Linked DNA regions of Homo sapiens: all the other regions are linked to region 3. Evidence: chromatin loops called from intact Hi-C (ENCODE). Cell type or tissue: sigmoid colon. All regions are shown on one strand. Each heading gives the region's core, and the rest is flanking DNA. Links, peaks and the distances in the headings are about the cores only.

Region 1 (7,417 bases), core at 1-5,000, 77 kb after region 3:
TGTTGGTAGGAAGAGTATAGCCACTACAGAAAACAGTAGGATATTTCTCAAAAAACTTAAAATAGAACTACTCTTCCATTCAGCAATCCCGCTACTGGGTATCTACCCAAAGGAAAATAAATCACCTCAGGGTGTGGTGGCTCACATCTGTAATCCCAGCACTTTGGGAGGCTGAGGTGGGCAGGTTGCTGGAGCTCAGGGGTTCGAGACCAGCCTGAGCAACATGGTGAAACCCTGTCTCTACAAAAAATACAAAAATTAGCCAGGCGTGGTGACACGTGTCTGAAATCCCAGCTACTGGGGAGGCTGAGGCAGGAAGATCACTTGAGCCTGGGAAGTTGAGGCTGCAGTGAGCTGTGTTCATGCCATGCCACTGCGCTCTAGCTTGGGAGACAAAATGAGACCATGTCTTAAAAAACAAAAAAAGAAAGAAACGGAAAAAGAAAATAAATCACTATAGCAAAGGGATACCTATACTCACATGTTTATTGTAGCACTATTCACAATAGCAAAGATATGGAATGGACCTAAGTGCCCATCAACAGGTGAATGGATAAACAAATGTGGTGCATATATACAATGAAATATTTGCCATAAAAAATGAAATCGTGCCATATGCAGCAACTTGGATGGGACTGGAGGTCATTATCTCAAGTGAAGTAAGCCACGGACAAAAAGGCAAATATCACATGTTCTCCACTTGTAGGTGAGAGCTAAAAAAGTTGATCACATGGAAGTAGAGTGGAAAGATAGAGAACAGAGACTGGGAAAGGTAAGTTGTGGGGAGAGGATGAAGGGAAATGGATTAAAGTGAAGGGAAATGGGTTAAAGGGTACAAATGTACAGTCAGATAGAAGGAATACATTGAATGTGTGAAAGCACAGTAGCGTGACTATAATTACACAAAAATGTATTGTACTTGGGCGACAGATATCCTAAGTATTCTGACTTGATCACTAATCACTATGCATTATATACATAGAACAAAAGTTAACAGGTACCCCATAAATTTGTACAAACAAACCCCAACTTTGCCATCATCTCTTCCTCTAATGTGCTAGTACTCCCCCATTGACCAAACCCAGCCAGAGCCAGAGGGCACTGGAGCCCAGCGGAGGCAGTTATGTAAGTTGGCCTCCCAGGGCACCAAGTAGGGTGGAAACGAGTGGAGGGCAGATTGGGAGAGGCAGCCAAAGGGATCCAGCGTCGATGGCTCAATACGCCAAATTGAAACTTAGTGCCAAGAATCTGTCTGTGTTCAAGGTTAAAGAGAGGCAGGTCTTAGTACTTTGGGTCTCAGTGCAACCAGGGTCTGCTGTTGGCTCAGAAATTCCTAAGTAGCATATAGTGTAGTCATATGATTGTGTCAATGAAATATTACTGGATATTATTATGCTCGAGACCTCTCATTCTGGTTGTTCATTCTGGGATGCTTATCTTTGCATCTGAAGAGTTCCTCTTTCTTTGTTCATTCACCAAATGATTTTTGACCACCTACTGTATGTTGAGAATCCTACTCATTGGCAAAAACAACAATGTAGTCAATGGAGGAGTCAGATTAGAGAAGCCCTAATTCCAATAAAGACTCAAGTAACATGATAAAGGTGTTCACATGTGAAGAGAGGGACTTGGGGAGCACGATAGAGAGACTCCTCCTTCAGAGGACATGATGCCTAGCGTTTAGATGTTCAATAAGGATTTGTTGAGTAAATGAATAAATCCCAATTTCTATGTCTCTGTGTTAGAATCATGGAATGTTATAATTGAAAGAAACTGGCATGAACACTTACACTTTCATTTGATAGATATAGAAAATAAACCAAACATGCTGTAGCAGCAGAGGTTAGTGGAGACTCTAGGTTTCCTTGGTCCTAGGCTGAGAAGTTTGTTATCACTGAGCACAATGTCTTCTTAGGGATATAATGGGGGGTGTCATGGCGTAACACAGAATCAGTCCTGGGGTCACCCTGAAAAGGGAGAATAACTGTCCCAACTTTGGGAACTCTTATACACTGCTGGTAGGAATGTAAACTAGTATAGCCACTACAGAAAACAGTATGGAGATTTCTCAAAAAACTAAAAATAGAACTACTGTTCCATTTAGCAATCCCACTACTGGGTATCTACCCAAAGGAAAAGAAGTCATGGAAGGGTGTGGTGGCTCACGCCTGTAATCCCAGTACTTTGGGAGGCTGAGGCGGTCAGGTTGCCCTGAAAGAGCCCTGAATCAGAGACTTGAGAACATTTTTTGGTGGTCTTATAAGCCATAGTTTTAACAAACGGTTTTAAAATTGTTTTCTGCCCATTCTAATTCAAGTAACACTTAACAAAATTTTTGTGTGAATAATATTTTCTTGCTTTTATTTAAATCTTCAGAATATCCCCGGGCAAGTTGGACCGAGCCCTTTGAAGAATACTCAGAAGTTTATTTTGTGAATGAGTAGACTGGAAAATGTTTGTGTCCAGCTGAGGATGCACAGTTGGAAAGCAGGAGGAATGCTGACTGGTTGATGAAAACTAGCTTAAGAGCATTCATTCGCTCCATGAGATCAAGGGAACAAGAGTGTTTGCAAGAAGCCATTATGAGTCATGGAAAAAAAGATGATGAAACCCATGGAAACAGCAAGAGAATTCCCACTCTCTCTCTTCTTAAAAAAAATCTATCATTATACAGCACAGAGTGGAGCCAAGTTTTTAATTTTGAGGAACCAAAAACAGGATCAAATATGAAAACCCTTTCTTTTATTGGGCCACATTGTAGATGCTGATTTGATAATTGTTTCCTATGCAGATAGATTATTTTTATTTCACAGATTATTTAAAAGGGAAGAGGGCCTGGTTGTTTATTTATATGTTTGTTTGCATTTATGAATCTTGCTGCCTTTTAGCACCAGGATGTTTTTAAAAAAATTCAAAGAGGCCAGGCGCAGTGGCTCATGCCTGTAATCCCAGCACTTTGGGATTCTGAGGTGGGAGGATCATGAGGTCAAGGGATCGAGACCATCCTGGCCAACATGGTGAAACCCTGTCTCTACTAAAAACACAAAAATTAGCTGGGTGTGGTGGTGCGCGCCTGTAGTCCCAGCTCCTCAGGAGGCTGAGGCAGGAGAATCACTTGAACCTGGCAGGCAGAGTTTGCAGTGAACCAAGATCACGCCACTGCATTACAGCCTGGTGCAGAGCAAGACTCTGTCTCAAAAAAAAAAAAAAAAAAAAATCAAAGATACCAATAAAACGAATTTAAATAAAATACTTAAGTACTTTAATAGCAAAACGTTTCCTTTGATTCTTTTGGCTTTCATATTTGTTATAGCCATTGTTAATGTCAAGCATAATTATAGTTACTAATAACAATAAAAAAGCACATATAGACAAGAGGGCAGCTCTTGACATTAAAATATAAACATGCTTTTCCAGAGTTAAGGTGGAACTTAATCTCCTGGCCATCATTATATGGCTACAGTTGCTTATCTGAGTTGATTTACAGGATTAACTGCAGGGTCAGATTTAATAATCAGTGATGGGGTTGAGGACACGCTGCCCCAAAATATGGCACCTTGGCAAACTGAATTTTTTAAGCTGAAGGATTTGAGAAAATGGCAAATTTTAAGTGGAAATATTACTCTGACCTTCCTTTGCCACCTTTCTCCCCGGAAGCAGGTAATAAAACCTTTGCTGACCTTCCTCTAAAACACATCATAGGACCCTCATGTGAGAGGTGCTCTTCCTGTATCCACAGAGGAAAGGCAGTTCCCTATCTCCCAAGACACAGGGACCCAGAGGAGAATCTGAACAAACGGGCTCTGCTAAGTTTCCCTCCATTTATTCCTATTAGATCTAGTACTCTTTTTGCCTGATCATATTTCTGCAAGTGTCTCTCCATTCTTCATCAAACCTACTACTAAAAACACTCAAGTGTAACTGTTTCCTCTGATCTTCACTTCCTGAGGATGGCCCTTGTGTTACGTAGAACTTGTTTAAATAAACCACTATGTTTTTCTCTGGTTAATCTTTTATTATAAAGGATTCAGCTCTGAATTTAAAAGGGTAGGAGGAAAAGATATTTTTCCCTTCCTACATAAGCAATCTAACAGGCATGAATATTCCAGCACACAGAGGTTTTTTTTTCTGGTATTCGATTATTTTTTCTCTAGATCACAAATTGAGATTCTAATTGTAAAATTTAGAGATTGAAGATTTCGCAAACGGAATTACAGTAGTCTCACTTTTTCTGGTCTGTGTATCCCTAAATAATAGGTGAGTCAAACTCAGGTCTGGGATTTTTCAGCGGTAGTGAAGGGGCATTACACCCTGTGAGGTATGGATATTATGCAATTTCTCAGAAGCCAAATTATTGTTTCCCTACACACCACCTCTTATGTTCTGACCAATGACTTAGAAATCAATGAGAACTTGGCTTGCAAAAAGCAAACATAAAGCTTCGAGTCCAGTTAAATTGTGGCAGCTTTCAGGAAGCTAATTTCGCCGATTCATTAAAATAATCGACTTTTAACAGATACTGTGACGCACGCAAAGATGTAGATGGCCTACTCTGCCTACAGAGAATTTACACTCTGGCAGAGGAGACAGGATGTGTACACCACTGGTGAAAATACTGGACACAATACGGTAAGCTAAGTGTCAATTGCAGGATGCATGCTTCCTGCTGAGAATTTACAAGCCAATAGGATCACTTCCAGTTGGGAGGAATTAGGGCAGGCTTTTGAGCAGGGTTTTGAAGATGGCTTTTCCTGATTCTCAGAATCACCAAACCTCTCAAATAAACACGTTCTCAGCCCCCATAGCCCTTTTCATACCTGTTACTTTGTCATTATTTTTGTGGTTACGAATTAATGTCTGTCTTCCCCTCTAGACTGGAAGCTGCATGAGGACAGGGAACATGTCTGGTTCTGCTCACCATAAAATCCCCAGCAGCTGGTAAGGTGTTTGGCTCACAGTAGGTTCTTTGTAAATATTTGTTGGGTAAAGCACTAGGCCGGGTGCAGTGGCTCACACCTGTAATCCCAGCACTGTGAGAGGCAAAGGCAGGAGGATTGCTTGAGGCCAGGAGTGTGAGGCTGCAGTGAGCTATGGTTGTACCACCGCACTCCAACCTAGGCAACAGAGTGAGACCCTGTCTCTGAAAAATTAAGAAGACCTATTTATCGAGCCTTCACTCTACACCTGGCATGGGCCCCGTGTACTCTCATTTATTCCTCACAATGATGCCTTGAAACAGGTGTCATTCTCTCTGAGGAAGCTGAGGCCAAGTGAAGCTCACCAATCCTATTGATTGATATTCTTCAGTCTTAGGTTGGTCAGGCTGCAAAACCTGTGCAGCTTCTACAATCTGCCTTGTGGGGTAGAGACAGGGCAAAGGGAGCAAAATGGATGGAGGGCGTGCCTGAGAGAAGTGGCTGCGGCTGAGAGCACTGTCAAAGATGTCTTCAAGGAGCGCAAGGAGGCTGGGTGAACTGGGCCCTGGAAGAAGACATCTCACTGGAGTTGTTATGTGGTCACTGGTTCTGTGTGCCTCCCCTAGCCTGGTAGTTCTGTCCCCCTCCCCATACAACTGGCCCCAGTAAAAACCAACCAGTGGTCCTTGGTGCCTGGTATGATTGAAGGCTTCCCATTGACACCACTAGCTTTTCGTGTACCCTGCTTTCCAGTTGGTTCCAAACTTGACCTTGACCCACCCATACCCCCTCCCTATGACCTGTGGCTTAGTCCTGTGTTCGTGGCTCTCACTGCAGGCTTTCCTCCCCAGCTGTAAGCCACACTCACCTCCTTGACCTCTGTGTCCTGCTAAGCAGCCAGGTCCCTAGCCTGCCTTTCAAAGGATTCAGGTGTAGATTGAAGAGGGAGAGAGGAAACATGGCACCATGCAGGAGTCTTTCAGTCATTAAGCACACAGTGGAATTAGAGTGACAAAAAGAAGAGATAGAAGAGAGGATATGGATGGAGAATTGGTGGTGCTTGGTAAGTGATTTGATGCAGGGGTGATAGGGTAGGCAGAGAAAGGAGGAGAGATGAGACACACATGACAACCTTCCAGACTCCCGTGTGCAGAAAATAAATATTGCCCAAACTTATAGCTAGTTTTTAGTTTCTAGAAGAATTTTTATTTTCCAGGGGATTTCTACCAAACTCTGTACTTTCATCCTAGCCTGAAGTTGGACTCTTCCCTCTCCTATACTTAGTCATCCCTGGATGAAATAGTCATTCAGACCACCTTCTTTTCCCTGCCTTTTTAATGATTGTTACATTTGCCCTTTCCTTTCATCTTTATAAATCCTTTACACGAAAGGCAGATAGGCCACCTTGTCCATGAAGTTTCCCCTGCTCACCCCAGATGGAACAATGTCTGTTGTTTCTGTGTTTTTCTAGGATTTAGTCCTCTTATCATGGTACTTCTCACATCTTGCCTTGTACCACAGCTAGTTGTATTCATTTCTCTTTCCCTACCAGACTGTGAGTGAGAGAGGGAACCATATCATCTCCAGCTTCTGAGTCTCTGATGATAGGTACTCACTTCTCTCCAACCTGCTTCTCCCAAGCAATAGTCATCTGGGTTAATGGAGTTAGCCAGATGTTGGCTGTAGATTCAGGTTATCTGTAAGGGGATGGAATTGGAGGCCCACACATCAGGGCCTTCTAGCCCAAGGATAATGTTCTTTTATAAACTTGGGGGCAGGTGTATGAGAGTTCATTGGGTCACAATTCTATATAGCTTATATATATTGTAAAATGAACTTTAGTACCTACTTAATATTTAGTAAAATAAAATTCAAAAATAGACAAATATTGTACTGAATTGCATCCATCCTTACCTTCTCCTTCTGTCAGTAGAGAACTCCTGTCTGTTTCTCTCTCTCTGAACTATCTTCCTTTCCCTTTCTGTCAAACATTGTGGAATAAAGACTTGGACTCAATTTTCTGACACAGTTTATTCTCATAATTTGACTCCATTTACTTCCTTCTCTGTCTCCTTGTCTATTTTACTTCTTTTTCTGTCTACATGTTTCTTCACCATCTCCAACTATTTGTACTATTATGATGGATGGCAATCTTAGGATAATGAGTGGAAAGGAGTTCTTAAGTTTTGAAAATTTAAGTAAGGTGTATTACCAGATTAACCTAGAGCCATGAAAACTAAAATATACATTTAAAAAATCTTCTGTGAACTGGGAATTATGTACTTTGGTAAAGGTTCTGAATAGACTTCTTTTTTTTAAAAGAAGACATAAGTATATGAAAAAATGTTCAACATCACTAATCATCAGGGAAATATAAATCAAAACCATGCTGGGGTATCATCTCACTCCAAGTCAAATGGCCATCCTCAAAAAGACAAAAAATAACATAAATGCTGGAGAGGATGCAGAGAAGAGGAAACTCCTGTGCACTGTTGGTGAGA
Region 2 (7,958 bases), core at 1,014-6,013, 120 kb after region 3:
TTGTAAACACAAAGTTTTATGTAAACAAATTATGTGCTACACTGATACAAACATAGGGAGATTAAAAGTATTTGGGAGGAATCAACACTAAATTAAGATACAAGCACTTTGTAGAGCTCCAGCTTTTAAAGGTGTATTAATTCTGTAAAACATACAAAGCAAGTTTTAGAAACTATTTTGGAAAAAAAAAATCATAGAGAAAAATGGAGGTTGATAAAAACAGATGATAATAAATATTGCAACAAACAATACCTATTACTACAACTCTTGGTCTGTACACATGGCCAAGAAGATCTTCACCGAAGCAATAAAAATAGAAAATGGCCTTTTAAAATCTCTTCTCAGCCATGGTAAATCACATTAAGGGATCTATGGCAGTGTGATAAAATTACACTCTGCTGGAAAAACAAACATGCAAATCATTAGCTAACATTATTAAATGCAGAGGAGACTGATATTAAATTCATCTAAAAAATGATAGTTTATTACATTTTCTGAGAGTACCAAATAAATTATTTAGTTGTTAGGGGGCTTTTAGGAACATAATGCTTACAAGGAAAAAAATGGATGAAAATGCTCAGTTTTCTTCCAGAATTTTGCTCCTAGATTTTCTGCTGGATTGCTCCTGGATTTCCCCCACTGCAAAGATTCCTTACGACAGCTTTTGCATAATCCCTGAACCTTTCTGGGGTTGTGACACTCGATAATTGGATTGATTTAATGACAACGTCTATTCTTTTCTCCCAGTTCTTCATTAAGTTTCTGAAGGACATTTATTTATTAAATTAAGTTAATTAACATTAACAGTGTTTTGAAAATCTGGAGATGCCCTCTTGGGAAAATTGATATATTATGGGAGATAACAGGGTTTTGTCAAATTAAGGCGAGGCAAACCTACCATTGCTAAAGCATGCTGTTCGCACTTCAGGTTTTTCTATGTGTATATGTGAATGTGTATTTAAAGAAACTGAATTTACTGAAGGTCTACACTAAGACTAGAACACATCACTTACAGCAACATTTTCTATTTAAGTTGAAATTAAGTTTCCCCTCCAAGGAATAGCACCAGTTGGGGATGCAATATTTCTTTAGTTGCATTGGCAACAATATCTCCTTGATGTTGGGGGGAATCTGGGATTCTCTTTTTGTCCTTTCTAAATGACACCCTTAATAGGACCAAGGTCTACCTCAGACACCATGACTCTTGAAGAGAAATAGCTTGATTCTTTTTGGTGATTGCTAGTCTGGGAAAGGGGCATCTATTAGTTCATCCTGGGTCCACAAGGCGAGCTACATGACCTTTGACAGCTAGTGTTTTAGTTTCTTCATTAGAAAAACAAAGACAAGGCTGTCATCCTTTGTGACTCCGGGAGGAACATACTAATGCTCAAAAACATGATTCCCAACTGTCTCTGATACGGCCTCTTTCTATGCTTCAGTATAATTGATTCTTTTATTTTGATGCAATGAGCATAAATCTCATTAAGCTGAAGGCATGTAAGGTCAGTGTGTGGAGCTAAAGAGGGAAAGGGTGTCTAAATGACAGTTTCTGAATGCCTAGAATAATTTCGCCCTGAACATCAAGGCTCAAGCATTTGAGCTCTTGTGTCAGAGCTTTGATTAAAAGAATGTAACACATCAGGCACAAAACACTGCCAGCGATTTAAGAATGCACATTCTCATTACTTTGCATGCCGGGTAATAACAACGAGCATAATAATACATGAAAGTTATACTTTATTGCACCTTTACTTTTTCCTGGCATTGTGTTCGCACTTTAAGTAATAAGCACAGCTAACATTTTCGAGCAGTTCTGTGTGCCAGGCACTGTAATATATGTTTTTAGATATATTATCTAACATGACCCCCTACAACAGCTCTTGAACCTGATATATATATCATTGTCTCCATTTTACAAGTGAAGATACTGCATTTCAGAAAGGGTATATAACTTGTTTAACGCCATATAGCAAGAAAATGGTGAAAATGTTTCAAATGGGACCCTTCCAAAGGTCCTAGGAGAAGCCAGACCTGTCTCTGAGGTTGTCTGACCTTTCAGCATAACCTACACAAAACAACTGTGGGTCGGTGGTTATGACATCAGTAAGAAATCTCTCTTCAAGTACATAGCAAATGTTTTACTCTCTTCTGCTCCCAAATGGACAACCTAAAGGAATCATTAACCATGCCCAACCCAGAGAATAAGTTTTCCCCTCTTAAGGAAGCCTTGCTTCTCATAAAATAAGTTCTAATCTCCTTGAGGTCAAGTTATCATCTGGGTGGAAGATTATTGGGAAGTGTGGTTGCCAACCTGATGTAGCATGCCCTGGTGCACTGTCAGAAAATGGTACAGACTTTGTCAGAACTGAACTTTTTAGGTAGAGCGTAGGACACCTGCAAATATACCCGAACTCTTACACCTATAAATTAAAAGGAATAAGAAAAATATACAAAAAAATTCAGGGAAAGATTTGCCCACCATCAACATTAATCACACTAAATAACTTTCACATGCAGATAAAAATTATAAGTGGCAGCATAGGCCAGGCAAGGCGGCTCATGCCTGTAATCCCAGCACTTTGGGAGGCCGAGGCAGGCAGATCATGAGGTCAAGAGATCGAGACCATCCTGGCCAACATAGTGAAACCCCGTCTCTACTAAAAATACAAAAATTAGCTGGGCGTGGTGGCAAGCGCCTGTATCCCAGCTACTCAGGAGACTGAGGCAGGAGAATCACTTGAACCCGGGAGGTGGAGGTTGCAGTGAGCCGATATCACGCCACTGCACTCCAGCCTGGCAACAGAGCGAGACTCCATCTCAAAAAAAAAAAAAAAAAAGTGGCAGCATAAACTCTAGTCATCAGGGCTCTGCTTAGCACATTGCAGTCTTTGTTTATCTGACTATATGCATTCACATTTACTGCATGCCTGTGATGTGCCAGGGATTGTGCCGAACACCAGAGGACCAATAGGAGTTCCCGACCAGTGAAAGAGAGTCTTATAAATCAATGTGACCAGCTCCTGTAACAAGAGCAGATGCACAGTGTCTTTTGGAAGCATGGAGGAGGAGCACTTGAATTAAGTAATTCAAAGGGCTGTGTTCATTAACAGCAGTTTCGTAAGGATTATGCCAACAGTTTGTCTTGCTATTTAAGTTATTTTCCTTTACCTTGTTCTTCTTGATTTTCTTCATTCTCTAATTCTTTGGCTGCAAAGATGTCTTTAATGGAAATTAGGTCATTTTTTAAGAGTTCCAGCTTCTCTCCATCAAGTGATGCTAAAAATGACTGAACCTGAAAAAAGAAATAGGTCAGCACGACTGTCATCTTTTCTTCTCGTTAATAACGTTTACACACAGCGGTCCCCAGTTTTCCCAGGACAAAAGTGATTCATGGTGTGGGAGGTATCGCTGGGTTGAATGTTGGCTTGATGCATGTTAACTGTGCAACTTTGTGCAAGTTAGATAAGCTCTCTGGGTCTCAGTTTTCTCATTTTTAAAGGGAGATTCTTTGTGGAGTAAATGAGATACAAAATGTGAAATACTTTGCACAACTGCACACAGTATGTGCTGCATAAATGGTGGTGGTAGCTCTTCTATCACAGTGGTTAAAAACGCAGTTTGACATCAACCCTGCAGTCAAATGTCAGCTCCTCACTTACTATGACCTTCGGTAACTTATTTAACCTTTTAATGCCTCAGCTTCTTTATCCATAAAATGGAAACTAATTGCACCTCCTTATAAGGTTGTTTTGAGGGTTAAATGAAGTAATCTACTTAAAATACTTAGAGTGATGCTCAATACTTATAAATATACATGCATACGGCCAGACGCGGTGGCTCACGCCTGTAATCCCAGCACTTTGGGAGGCCGAGGCAGGCGGATCACGAGGTCAGGACATCAAGACCATCCTGGCCGACAGGGTGAAACCCCGTCTCTATTACAAATACAAAAATTAGCTGAGTGTGGTGGTGCATGCCTGTAATCCCAGCTACTCAGGAGGCTGAGGCAGGAGAATCCCTTGAGCCAGGGAGTCGGAGTTTGCAGTGAGCCGAGATCGCGCCACTGCACTCCAACCTGGTGACAGAGCGAGACTCCATCTCAAAAAATAAATGAATGAATAAATAAATAAACAAACATGCATCCATATATAAACATAAATAAATACGCATCTATAGATGCACATATATACTTGCTAGATGTCAGTTATCACACTGGGTTTACAAAAATGCACAAGACACATTTTTCTTCTCCAACATCTTGCAGGCTAAAGGAGTGAGGCTGTGTCAACCAAGAACAACTATGACAGGCATGAGAGGAGGGTACAGTGGAGGGAAGCACTAGGAAGGGCACTGTCCTTCCCCCTTGGGGAACTGAGAGGGTACACACAGGGAGGGCTTCACAGAGGAGGTGATGCTGGGACTGACGTCTTCCCTGCTCACTGTCTTTAGAGCCCCTCTTTTGAAACTATCCTCTGTATACAGTTAACAATTATTTGTACAGGCCAGGCATGGTGGTTCACCCCTGTAATCCCAGCATTTTGGGAGGCTGAGGCGGGAGGATCACTTGAGCCCAGGAGTTTGAGGGCTCAAGCAATCAACATAGTGAGACCCCATCTCTATAAAAAATTTTAAGAAAATTAGCCAGGAATGCTGGTGCACGCCTGTGGTCTCAGTTGCTCAAGAGGCTGAGGTAAGAGGACTGCTTGAGCCCAGGAGTTTGAGGCTGCAGTGAACTATGATTGTGCCACTGCACTCCAGCAAGATCCTGTTTCAAAAAAAACAGAACATTATTTGTACAGATGGCCGCTCATTCTCTGAAGATTGATTTGAATTTCCAAAATGGTAAAAGGGCACAGGGAAGGCACCTTATAAAATATTAAGTATAAGTATAAAGTAGTAAAGTTTTATTTTTTCATTCTGCAGGTCAAACTCTTGCTCTGGCGAGAGAGACAGCGGTGGAGCCGTAGTCCTCTTTGGAATAGGTTTTAATATTCATTGTGGTAATAGATGAGCACATCGGGATAACTGAGAGAGGTAGAGAGGGCATCTGGGATACCAGGACACCATTTTCCTAAAAGTTGCTAAAGCTCATTGCCAGGGCATAATGCAGCCAGCACTGAGGCTCTGGGAGGAAGCTCTGCAGGAAGTCATCAACACAAAACCCATTAGCGTGGAGTTCAGCAGGTGGAAGTAAATGTGCCCAGACTCATGGCTGCACGCCACTCCGTTCTGCCCTGACCTTCTCAGACTCTTCATTTCAGCTCGCACACTCATGTTTAGGGGTCAGGGTCCCAGATGTGCATCAACGTATTCTTAGGCTTCAGATCTATTTTCTAAACTGCAGTTTTCTAACATTAATTATTGAATAAATGTGTTTGAATACCATGCTTAGTGAAAAGGTATGCAGACCTGTGGAACATTTGTGTTTGCCTATGTCTTCTGGCGGATGGCAATCATCTGGAAGGGAGAGCATTGGGGTTTTCCATTTGGGGCACCCCTGGGAAGGGTTTTCTTTAGCGAAGCACTCTTTTGTCAGCATCTTTCCACTATAGCATCTCTCCTGCTTTCTCCTAGCTCATTGCATTATGCCAAGGCCATGTGCATTGAATCTTTAGTTCAATCCAATAATAAATATGACATAATCACACACTTCTCCATAAGTATTTATGGAATGCTGACTATATGCTTGGCACAGTGCTGAGTGTTGTTCAGGACACAGGGTAGAGAGGCTGTCTTATAAATCTTTTCCTTGAAAGGAGGTGTGTGCTGCCATTGTGAAGATTTTTGTTTACTATTCCTAACTGTGGAGTATAATGGTGATGAAAATGATTAGTTTTTCTGTTCTTTTTTTTTTTTGAGACGGGTCTCATTCTGCTGCCCAGGCTGGAGTGCAGTGGTGCAATCTTGGCTCACTGGAACCTCCGCCTCCCGGGTTCAAGCGATTCTCCTGCCTGTCTCCTGAGTAGCTGGGACTATAGGTACACGCCACCACTCCCTGCTAATTTTTGTATTTTTTGTAGAGACAGGGTTTCGCCATGTTGGCCAGGCTGGTCTCAAACTCCTGACCTCAAGTGATCTGCCTACCTTGGCCTCCCAAAGTGCTGGGATTACAGGTGTGCCATCGCGCCCAGCCGAAAATGATTAGTTTCTCTTTAACCTTTATCAAACACCGCATCGCCATGCCTGTTGCCATCCTAGAATCAATCTAGTAAAATAGTAACGATAGTAATTCCTTATATTTCCATGATGGGGTCTGAGTTTCAGCCAATGGACTGTCAGCAGAGAAGATGTGCATCATGACTGTCAGCAGGGATGATGTGCATCATTTCTAGGCAAGGCTTTTAAAACATGGGAGTGTCCTCTCTACACTCTCTCTCCTTATGCTGATGTGACTCAGAAGACAATAAGCCCTCAGAGGGCAGGGAAATCCAACACTGCCTTTAGGCTTCAACACAGGGGAGTCCCCAGGCCCAAGAAATGGTCCCACCAGAGCCCACATCTCCATTCTAGAATACTCTCCAGGTCACCAAAGGGTCCCTCTCACAGCCTGCATGGAACTCTTCCCTAGGCTGTGCTCCTGACAGTGGGATGGTGCCACTGGCTGTGTATCCCTCAGCCCACGGGATAGCTAAGAGGTGCTGCTTACAGGGGGTATGGCTGGAGCTTGAACTAGGGCATCCTCCCACAGCCACATAACGTTCCCTGGGGTGAGAGATAGAGCTGCAGATAGGAGGCAGGCAGGCTGAAGCAGAGTCTGGGAATTCAAATTTGAGGAGTCTGGGAATTCAAATGGGAACTTGGCCTTCCAGGTCATTATACAAGTATGTTTGTCAAGTTAAGAGGATGGAATACATTTTCTTTAACAATTTGTTTCTAAAGTTCTTTACCGTTTTAATTTTTATTATTTTTGAGACAGAGTCTCATTCTGTCACCTAGGCTGCAGTGCAGTGGTGTGATCTCGGCTCACTACAACCTCCGCCCCCCAGGTTCAAGTGACTCTCGTGCCTCAGCCTCCCGAGTAGCTGAGATTACAGGGATGTGCCATCACACCCTGCTAATTTTTGTATTTTTAGTAGAGATGGGGTTTTGCCTTGTTGGCCTGGCTGGTCTTGAACTCCTGGCCTTCAGGTGATCCACCTGCCTCGGCCTCCTGAAGTGCTGGGATTACAGGCGTGAGCCACTGTGCCCAGCCAGCTCACCCGGTTTTACATCTACCTTAGACCATAGGCAGTGCCACCATGCCTGGCTCTAATTTTTGTATTTTTATTTGAGACAGGGTTTTGCCATGTTGGTCAGGCTAGTCTCGAACTCCTGGCCTCAAGTGATCTGCCCGCCTCAGCCTCCCAAAGTGTTGGGATTACAGGTGTGAGCCACCGTGCCTGGCCCCAAAATTATTTAACTTTTAAATACTTGGTATGTGTAGGGTTGCCAGATAAAATACAGGATGCCTAGCTAAGCTTGAATTTCAGATAAACAGTGAATATTTTCTACATATAAGTATGTGTCCCAAATATTGCATGGGACACATTTATACTGAAAAAGTATTCATTGTTCATCTAAAGTTAAAATGTAACTAGTCATCCCGTATTTTTATTCGCTACGTGTGTCAACCTCAGTCTAAGCCTCCATTTGTTTTCTTGCTGGAGGCCTGTGTACCTTGGAACGGGCCTAGCGGAGCCACAAGACGGACACAGTCTGGTTCCTGAAGCCCTAAATGCAGGAATGCTGCCTGCTGACCAGGCACTCCTATCTTGGACTATTACAGGAGTGAAGAATAACTCTTACTGTTTTTGACCCATACATTTGTAGGACTGTTTATTTATTTATTATGTTTTTTGAGACGGAGTTTCGCTCTTGCTGCCCAGGCTGGAGTGCAATGGCGCGATCTCGGCTCACCACAACCTCCACATCCTGGGTTCAAGTGTTTCTCCTGCCTCAGCCTCCCGAATAGCTGGGAT
Region 3 (7,958 bases), core at 1,630-6,629:
AAATCACCACATCCTTTTCCCTGTCCTAACAACTGCGGAAGCATGTGTTGAGATACAGCCTCCAACAGCCTGAGACTGACCATTTGTAATGGAGTTCTCTTGCTGACCTGCTTCAGCATGTAGTATAACAGAAAAAAATCTTTGCTGTTTAAAATCAACAGGATGTGAGAGTTCTTTTGTTACCACAGCATAATCTATCCTGCCTGGTATACTCAGCAAACCCCTTTCTCATAAATGGAGTGAAGCAATGAACAGCTCTGGCCCTCTATTTTCAGAATGGTATCATTTTGTATAGCACTATCATTTGGAGAATACTTTGGAATGGAAGTGCCCCTCATTATCCAAACTCATCATCCGAACACAAGAACCGAATGGATTCTGATAAATTTTTGGACCAACACCTCATTCTCTCAACTCTCTGTACTTGCCATCTCGAACTCTGGAACCAAATACATTTGGATAGGTGCAATTCCTTGCCTTCCATACTCTTGCCACCTGCACTCAGGAATGGAATAAATTTAGACAGTGAAGGATTCTTGATACATTATTTCATTTGTTCTCTTAAAGCTGTTTTTCTACTACCCAGTACCCAGTAGATTCTCAACATTTATTCCATAAATGAATTTATGTGCTCTCATCATTCTAATTTTACAAATAAGGAAATAGATTCAGGGAGGTTCATCAACCGGCTGGAAACAACCCTGCACATACAGCAGTGACACAATCCCAGACTTTCTGGCTTCAAATCTTCGCTCTTTCCACTCTGTACTGTGTTCTCTTAGGTTTCTCATAGCTATGGAATGCTTATGATTTGACAGTAAATTAACAGTACAAATAGTGTTTGTGATAAAAAATGTCAATCCCATATTTACATCCAAGAATAAAGTCATTCCTCAAGGACTTCAACTTGCCTATGCCTAGTCTAATTCATAGACACTAAGTACCCTGAAGCACAGAAGAAGGTGCCCTAGAGGTCCTTCAACAGGCAACTTGCAGAACAATGAAGAAATGTGAAAGAATTCGGGGGAAAGTAGTGTTCTCCTTTGCTATACAGTATGTTAAAATGCCGACTTTTAGATTATCTTCACTTTGGTCCTTAACAAATTGGCTAACTTCAACTCTTTGCTTTCCAATTCTCATTAAACCTCAGTTGTAAGAAATACTAATGAAGAACTGCCTGAAGAATAGATAACTCATCTTTTTTTATTTTTTGAGATGGAGTCTCACTCTGTTGCCCAGGCTGGAGTGCAGTGGCACCATCTCAGCTCACTGCAACCTCCACCTCTCAGGTTCAAGCGATTCTCCTCCTTCAGCCTCCTTAGTAGCTGGGACTACAGGTACGTGGCACCACTCCCGGCTAATTTTTGTATTTTTAGTAGAGACGGGGTTTAACTGTGTTGGCCAGGGTGGTCTTGAACTCCTGACCTCAAGTGATCCACCTACCTTGGCCTCCCAAAGTGCTGGAATTACAGGCGTGAGCCACCGTGCCCAGCTAATTCATCTATTTTTCTAGGTTCAGTGGTCCTCAATTTGTGTTACATAGTCATATAGATTTGGAAAATATTACAAAATACATCCCGCTTTAAAACAGCAACTTGAACATTAGTATAGTAAATCTCCAAGAAATTCTGTAGTAAAACCAATTTTCTAATCTAGTTATCTCAAACTTACTTGAGCTCAGAATCTTGTTGCAAGAAAGGAAATATTTTCTCATTCCTTAGAACACAGTTTGGGAAATACTGTTCTAGATCATTCTAAATGTTATAAATGGATCAAGTGACTCCACTCCTTCAGAAAACTTATTAACAGTTTTATCACTCTCCTATATTGAAAAACACTGTCGTGCAAAATTCACTATTTTCCTTAGGGGCGTTTTAAAGATATTGTCAACTGCATCCCATATCTCCTTTTTTCATTAGGGCCCAGGAGGAAAATACGCCTCTCAGGCCTCATTACTGGAAAACGCCTTGGTTAGGGCAGAACTGGTTTGTTTCTAATCTTGGAATTAGAAACAAAATGAAACTTTGTTATTTTATTTTATCTTTTCAAGCAGGGGTCTCACTATGTTGCCCAGGCTGGTCTTGAACCCCTGAGCTCAAGCGATCCGCTCGCCACGGCCTCCCAAAGGGCTGGAATCACAAGCGTTAGTCACCGCGCCCAGACAAAACAGGCTGAAACTTATGTTGTTCCTTTTTCTCTTTTTACCTAGCTCCCAGGAAGCCCAAGGCCCAAACTGTGACTCATCTCTAGTACAGGATCTTTTAAATAGGAACTTGGTATTATCTTTTTTCTTGACTTTGTGTTCTTCTTTTCCTGCTCTACCTCAATTTTCCCATTTAGTTTGTTTTATCCTATGGTACTACATGGTCGCTAGATTGCTTCAAATATATAGTTTCTGGAACTATATATTGTACATATTGCATCTTCTTACAATTTCATGTTGATTCTGCCCTCCCTGCCCAATTACCCAACAACGTCAGTGTATTCATCTTTGTGTAAAAGTATTCACATAAGTCATAACAAGCCAATAGGACATACACATTCACAATGCAGTCAAATCTGTAAATGCTGAAAACCAGAAAAAAAAAAAAAAGTCATGATTGGTTTTTTGCCGCCAGAGGTCTAATAACCAAAAAGAGTTATTAAACTGTTTCCTAACAGGAAGGAGAATCAACATTTATTTAGCACCAGCAGATGCCAGGCACATAACAGCAGCTCATTTTTCAAAGCAAGCAGGAGGGGCATCCGCACATCTAACCTCTGGAAGAAGACACCAGAAACAGAATATTGGGAGGGTGCAGGGGTGGGTGGGGTGAGCCTGTCTGCCCCTTTTGTACCTTTTGAATTCTGTGAACTTGTCGACTACTGAAGAATATTTTTGAAAATGAAATGAAGCGATAAAAAACGACAGTAACGCTTTACTCTCTGACATAGCAAACTTTTACCGCCAGCTTCTGATCCCAGAGCATGCACTGAAATAAATGCCTAAATGCAAAAGTTTCACCAGGCACGCCGGGTCTCGGGAAAATGAAGTCCCCGTCTTATTCTCCACACTCCGGGGGCGAGGGTATTATTTAAAAGAAAAGCTTAAAAACTTAGGTCAAAATTGCCTGCAAGTAATAAGGAGAGGAAAAAAAAAATCCGAAATGGTTTCCAGTTTGTTTTATTGGCAGGGACAGTCCGGGAAAGCAGCAACGGGTGCACCGCAGTCCGCTCCTCACTGCCGGCCACCAGCACCGCGTCCACAACTTTCCACAACTCCAGGGCGGCCCGGGCGCCGGCTCCGGCGCTCGGGGGTGCGCAGCGGGGAGGCCGGGCCGGGGTTCGAGCCCCGGGCGCGGTGTGCGGAGGCCCCCGCCCGGCCCAGCCCCTCCGGACCCGAGGGCCTCGCAGCCGCCTCCGGGAGGGGCAGCGTCTTCGCGCCCCGCGCGCTCCGGGAGGCCGCAGCGGGGCGTGAGAGTCGCGTGGGGGCGGGAAGCGGGCCCTGCCCGAGGCGGCCCCCTCCCCGATGCCGAGAAGGAAGTCGCACTTACCGCGTCGGGCTCCGGAGGCGGCCGTGGGTCACGGCGGGCCGGGGCGGCCAGGCGGGAGGAGCGGGGGAGGCGGGGGCCGGGGCCGGCGAGCTGAGTGGGATGCTCGGCCCCTCGCGCGCCCCTAGACCCTGTCCGGGCAGCCTCATCCCCGGCGCCGGCCGGCCCGGAGCGAGCCACTCCCGCTCCGTCAGGCGGCGCCAGGCCGGGGGGTCAGAGTCCCCGGGTGGCCCCGGAGGGGGCGGGCGAGTAGGTGGGGGTAGGGGACCGGTTAGCCCGTCAGTCCCGGCGCGGCGCAGTCGGCTGCCCGCCCCGCCCCCTCCCGCCAGGCCCCGCCCCCTCGCCGGGTCGCGCGCCCGGAGAGGCCGCGGCCGCCACTGCCCCGCCGGGGGTTTCTTTGCTCTCCTGCGCGGCGTGGGGACGGCCCGAGCCGGGGAAGGGGGTGGGGGAACGGGAGCGTCTGTGGCAAGAGGAGCTAGTGGGGGAAGGGGACGTCAGGCTGGGCGGGGCTCTGGCGAGGAGGGGGCGTGGCGTAGAGGACCTGACAAAGATTCTGGTTGTTCCCCGCCCCTTGAAACTGGGGTTAGGGGAATTCCTGGGGGTGGAAGTTAGGAAGAGGTCCCTCTGCAGGGCTGGAAGGCCGTGAGAGAGGCGGCCTCTGTTGTCTCAGAGCTTAAAGGGAACTCACTAAGACTCGCCTCCCTTCTCCAGCCTCAGTAACCATTCCCCTTGCAATAATCTGATAATTAGTGTGCTCTAGGTGGTGGGTTTGTGGCATCGAAATTATGATCCTCAGCACTGTGACCATAATCATTGTTTTCCAGTGGTGGAATAATAAGAATCAGAAAAAGTAGGTTCTTTATTCATTCCTCTACCCAACATTGAACTCCTATATGCTAGGTCGTGAGAATAACAACTAATTTATTTGGCGCCTTATGAAAACACTAAAGTACTTTACATATTAATTCATCATCAGGTTTGAGCAAAACAGCTATGGTCCCTGCCCCCCGTAGCTCATGATGCATTAGGAAGGGAGGGATTTCCTTACTTTGTCTCTGAGTGATGTGTAAACCAAATGCCCACGTGCTTTCTTTTGGTTCTTAAAATAATGCCTATGTTCATTATTCGTAGATTAGTGTTTGCTACTCTGAGTTAGCTGTATGCTCTCCGTCCGTGATGGTTGAATGTGGTCATTCCCCCCCAGATGACATTTGTTCAGGAGCTCTTCAGTTTGTCTCCGTAATAAAAACCCAATGCAAGCAAAGCAAGTGGTCCAGAAGACTGATAATCAAATAACATAACCAAATTGTGGTAGCCTGGGGTGGCTGGGAGATCTATTTAGGGATGTTTTGTGCACTTCCACTTGGGGAAGTGGTTAGGAAAAAACAATATGATGTAAAAGAATGAAGTACTCACATGGACAGCTAGTTCAAAGGGAAGCGGATGGGACAATTTAAGATTGTTACAGTCAGGAAGAAGATACATCACAAACTCTCCCAAGGAGGGTTCCAACCACAAAGTACAGGATACATTTTTTATCGGAGCTATGTGGAAGAGACACCCTCCACCTCCTGTGCCATGACACCTACGCCCATAGATAAAAATGACCTCAGTAACTTTGTTTTTAAACACAAAAGACAATTGTGTAAACAAACCCACTGCTTGAATTTTTGGAATTTGGTACTACGTTTCAGCCCTTATTGGATTTTTCAGTGTTTACCTTTGTGTACATTAACCGCAATGACATTCTTCTCATAGTTGTTTTTTTTTTCTTCCCTGCTCATAGTTACTTGTTCAGTCTTGGATTTTTAGTTCAGCATTTTTCTTTCAGGTTTATAATGAGAAAGACTAGAAAAGCATTGCAATCTAATCAGATAACAATTGCAGTAAAAATTCCTGATTTAAGAAATAGGCATTCCCGGCCAGGCGTGGTGACTAATGCCTGTAATCCCAGCACTTTGGGAGGCCAAGGCAGGTGGATCACGAGGTCAGGAGATCCGAGACCATTCTGGCCAACATGGTGAAACCCCGTCTCTACTAAAAATATAAAAATTAGCTGGTTATGGTGGCACGTGCCTGTAATCCCAGCTACTCGGGAGGCTGAGGCAGGGGAATCACTTGAACCAGGGAGGTGGAGACTGCGGTGAGCCAAGATTGTGCCATTGCACTCCAGCCTGGTGACAGAGTGAGACTCCATCTAAATAATAATAATAATAATAATAAAGAAAGAAAGAAATAGGCATTCCCATACATGATCTTTTATTTTTCCTGGTGAAATATATTGTTTGTTCTATCCTGAAACTTATTTTATTTACTGATCTGTATTTTCAGCTCATTTGCTCCATCAGCCCAGTAAAAACAATTAAATAAAACATCCCCTGTGATCTGGCTGCCTCCATGGGCTCTCATGCTACTCCCAGACACTGGATTCCTTCCTCTTCTGCCAACAGGCCAAGTGCTTGCCCATGCAGCCTTCACATGTTCCTCTGTCTAGCAGGCTCTTAGCTGTTCTCACAGCTAACTCCCTCCTCCATCATGTCACTTTTCCTGACTATCCATGTAAACCTGTAACCCGCCCCCCAACTCCTCACTTCTCAGCACTGAGCACCACCTGACATATACATCTGTTTATTTATCTCTATGCTCCCACTGGAATGTAAACTTCATGAGAGCAGAGCTTTGTTTTGTTACTTTTAAATCTCCAGTGCCTATTATTCACCACATCTGTCATATAGTAGATAATCAACAAATATTTTTTGAATGAATTAATGAATCCAAATAGGAGAGATAGCTCGTATTCCTTTTGTAGTGGCCAAACAGCTTTCGTGCAATTTATCTTATAACTGAATCATGTGACTTAGATGTATTAATAAGGTCTAAAACACAGCCCACATTTACCTTATTTAAAAGTAGAATTTGGCCGGAAGCGGTGGCTCATGCGGGTAATCCCAGCATTTTGGGAGGCCCAGGTGGGTGGATCACTTGAGGTCAGGAGCTTGAGACCAGCCTGGGCAACACGGTGAAACCCCACCTCTACCAAAAGTACAAAAATTAGCTGGGCGTGGTGATGGATGCCTGTAATCTCAGCTACTTGGGAGGCTGAGGCAGGAGGATTGCTTGAACCTGGGTGGGAGAGGTTGCAGTGAACTGAGGTTGAGCCACTGCACTCCAGCCTGGGAGACAGAGCAAGATTCCATCTCAAAAGAAAAAAAACGTAGAATTTGAAAAGGCATTTTATCTCTCATTCTGGCAATACTAAGGAACAGGATTTGAAGAAGCATTCACAGCTAAGAATTTACGCTGAGATCTTATAACTTTGCCCATAAATGGATCCATAGAATCAGAGGGGTATGATGGATCAATACATGCTGTGAAAGTCTTAATAATTTTCCATGAGAGGAAACACAGCCATAATCAGAAAATTTGACAACTCTACTGATAATTTGATACATGATGTCAGTAGGATGTCTTTTGTGAATGCTTAAATAATTTTAATTGATAATTATGATGATGAGGTTAACAATGTTTTAGTCTGGTTAAAGTGTAATACCAATACATAGTAAAGAGAACTTAACCCTAGTATGTAAATGCGCTTAATAAAGAAACGGTTTGATTTTTCATTTTGTACTCTGCCTACTGGGTGTGTGGGTGGGGAGGATTAAAAGATTAAACTATGATTATATACAGTATATATGTTCAAAATCTGGATCCCAGGAATGTGATCTTTTTTAGAGGACTTAGGAGTTCTTTTAGTAGTATTTCTGCTCTCCAAGTTCTGACATGAACAGCCTCCTGTGGAATCAGTCTCATTAAAATAGAGAGCTATATAAATATGACCAGATCGTACCCCTGGGAAGCAAATCTCCAAATCAGGAGAGAAAGGTGGCCAAGTAAATCCAACTAAAAGTGTGTCCCTTGAAGTTTACCTTATATTCTCACTCTGGTTTCTCTTGGTTCACCTGTCAATTTGGCCCAAATACAAAAAAAGAAAAAAAGAAAAGACAAGAAAGAGAATTTCCTTAGCTTTTTTTTTTTTTTTTTTTTTTTTGAGATGGAGTCTTGCTTTGTTGCTAGACTGGAGTGCAGTGGCATGATCTCGGCTCACTGCAACCTCCACCTCCTGGGATCAAGTGATTCCCCTGCCTCAGCCTCCTGAGTAGCTGGGACTACAGGCCTGCACAACCATGTCCAGCTAACTTTTTGTATTTTAGTAGAGGCGGGTTTTCACCATGTTGGTCAGAATGGTCTCTATCTTCTGACCTCGTGATCTGCCCGCCTCGGCCTCCCAAAGTGCTGGGATTACAGGCATGGGCCACCACGCCCAGCCTCAGCTCTCTTCACCACAGCTAAACCAATCTAGAATTTCTAAGTGAACTTTGCTAAAATCTAAAGGAGAATAAAAATGAAATTATTACTATATTATGGAAA

The links. Peaks named below come from ENCODE experiments on the same cell type or tissue, not always from the same donor. Only the 100,000 strongest peaks of a DNase experiment are listed, where the experiment ranks them.
Region 1: a loop joins it to region 3, with 2.9 times the contacts of the local background. A loop is called at or near these places in 7 of 110 quality-filtered maps.
Region 2: it touches region 3 in a loop (6-fold over the local background); 8 of 110 quality-filtered maps call a loop at or near these places.

What each region holds. Positions count from the first base shown.
Region 1 is chr4:38,962,601-38,970,017 of GRCh38, reverse strand. It overlaps TMEM156 (transmembrane protein 156), which reads left to right. Exons shown (of 7, transcript NM_024943.3): 7 at 2,377-3,274. Among named protein-coding and RNA genes, the nearest start is that of TMEM156, 66 kb to the left of the region's middle. In sigmoid colon, for the core only: no CTCF peak of the experiment used is centred there; no DNase peak of the experiment used is centred there; H3K27ac peaks cover 171 bases.
Region 2 is chr4:38,918,104-38,926,061 of GRCh38, reverse strand. It overlaps FAM114A1 (family with sequence similarity 114 member A1), which reads right to left. Exons shown (of 15, transcript NM_138389.4): 9 at 3,169-3,292. Among named protein-coding and RNA genes, the nearest start is that of MIR574, 54 kb to the right of the region's middle. In sigmoid colon, for the core only: no CTCF peak of the experiment used is centred there; a DNase peak (open chromatin) is centred at 2,961.
Region 3 is chr4:39,040,672-39,048,629 of GRCh38, reverse strand. It overlaps a transcript of KLHL5 not described here. Among named protein-coding and RNA genes, the nearest start is that of TMEM156, 12 kb to the right of the region's middle. RefSeq lists a silencer at 3,294-4,023. In sigmoid colon, for the core only: no CTCF peak of the experiment used is centred there; DNase peaks (open chromatin) are centred at 3,239, 3,499 and 4,039; H3K4me3 peaks cover 3,027 bases; H3K27ac peaks cover 2,457 bases.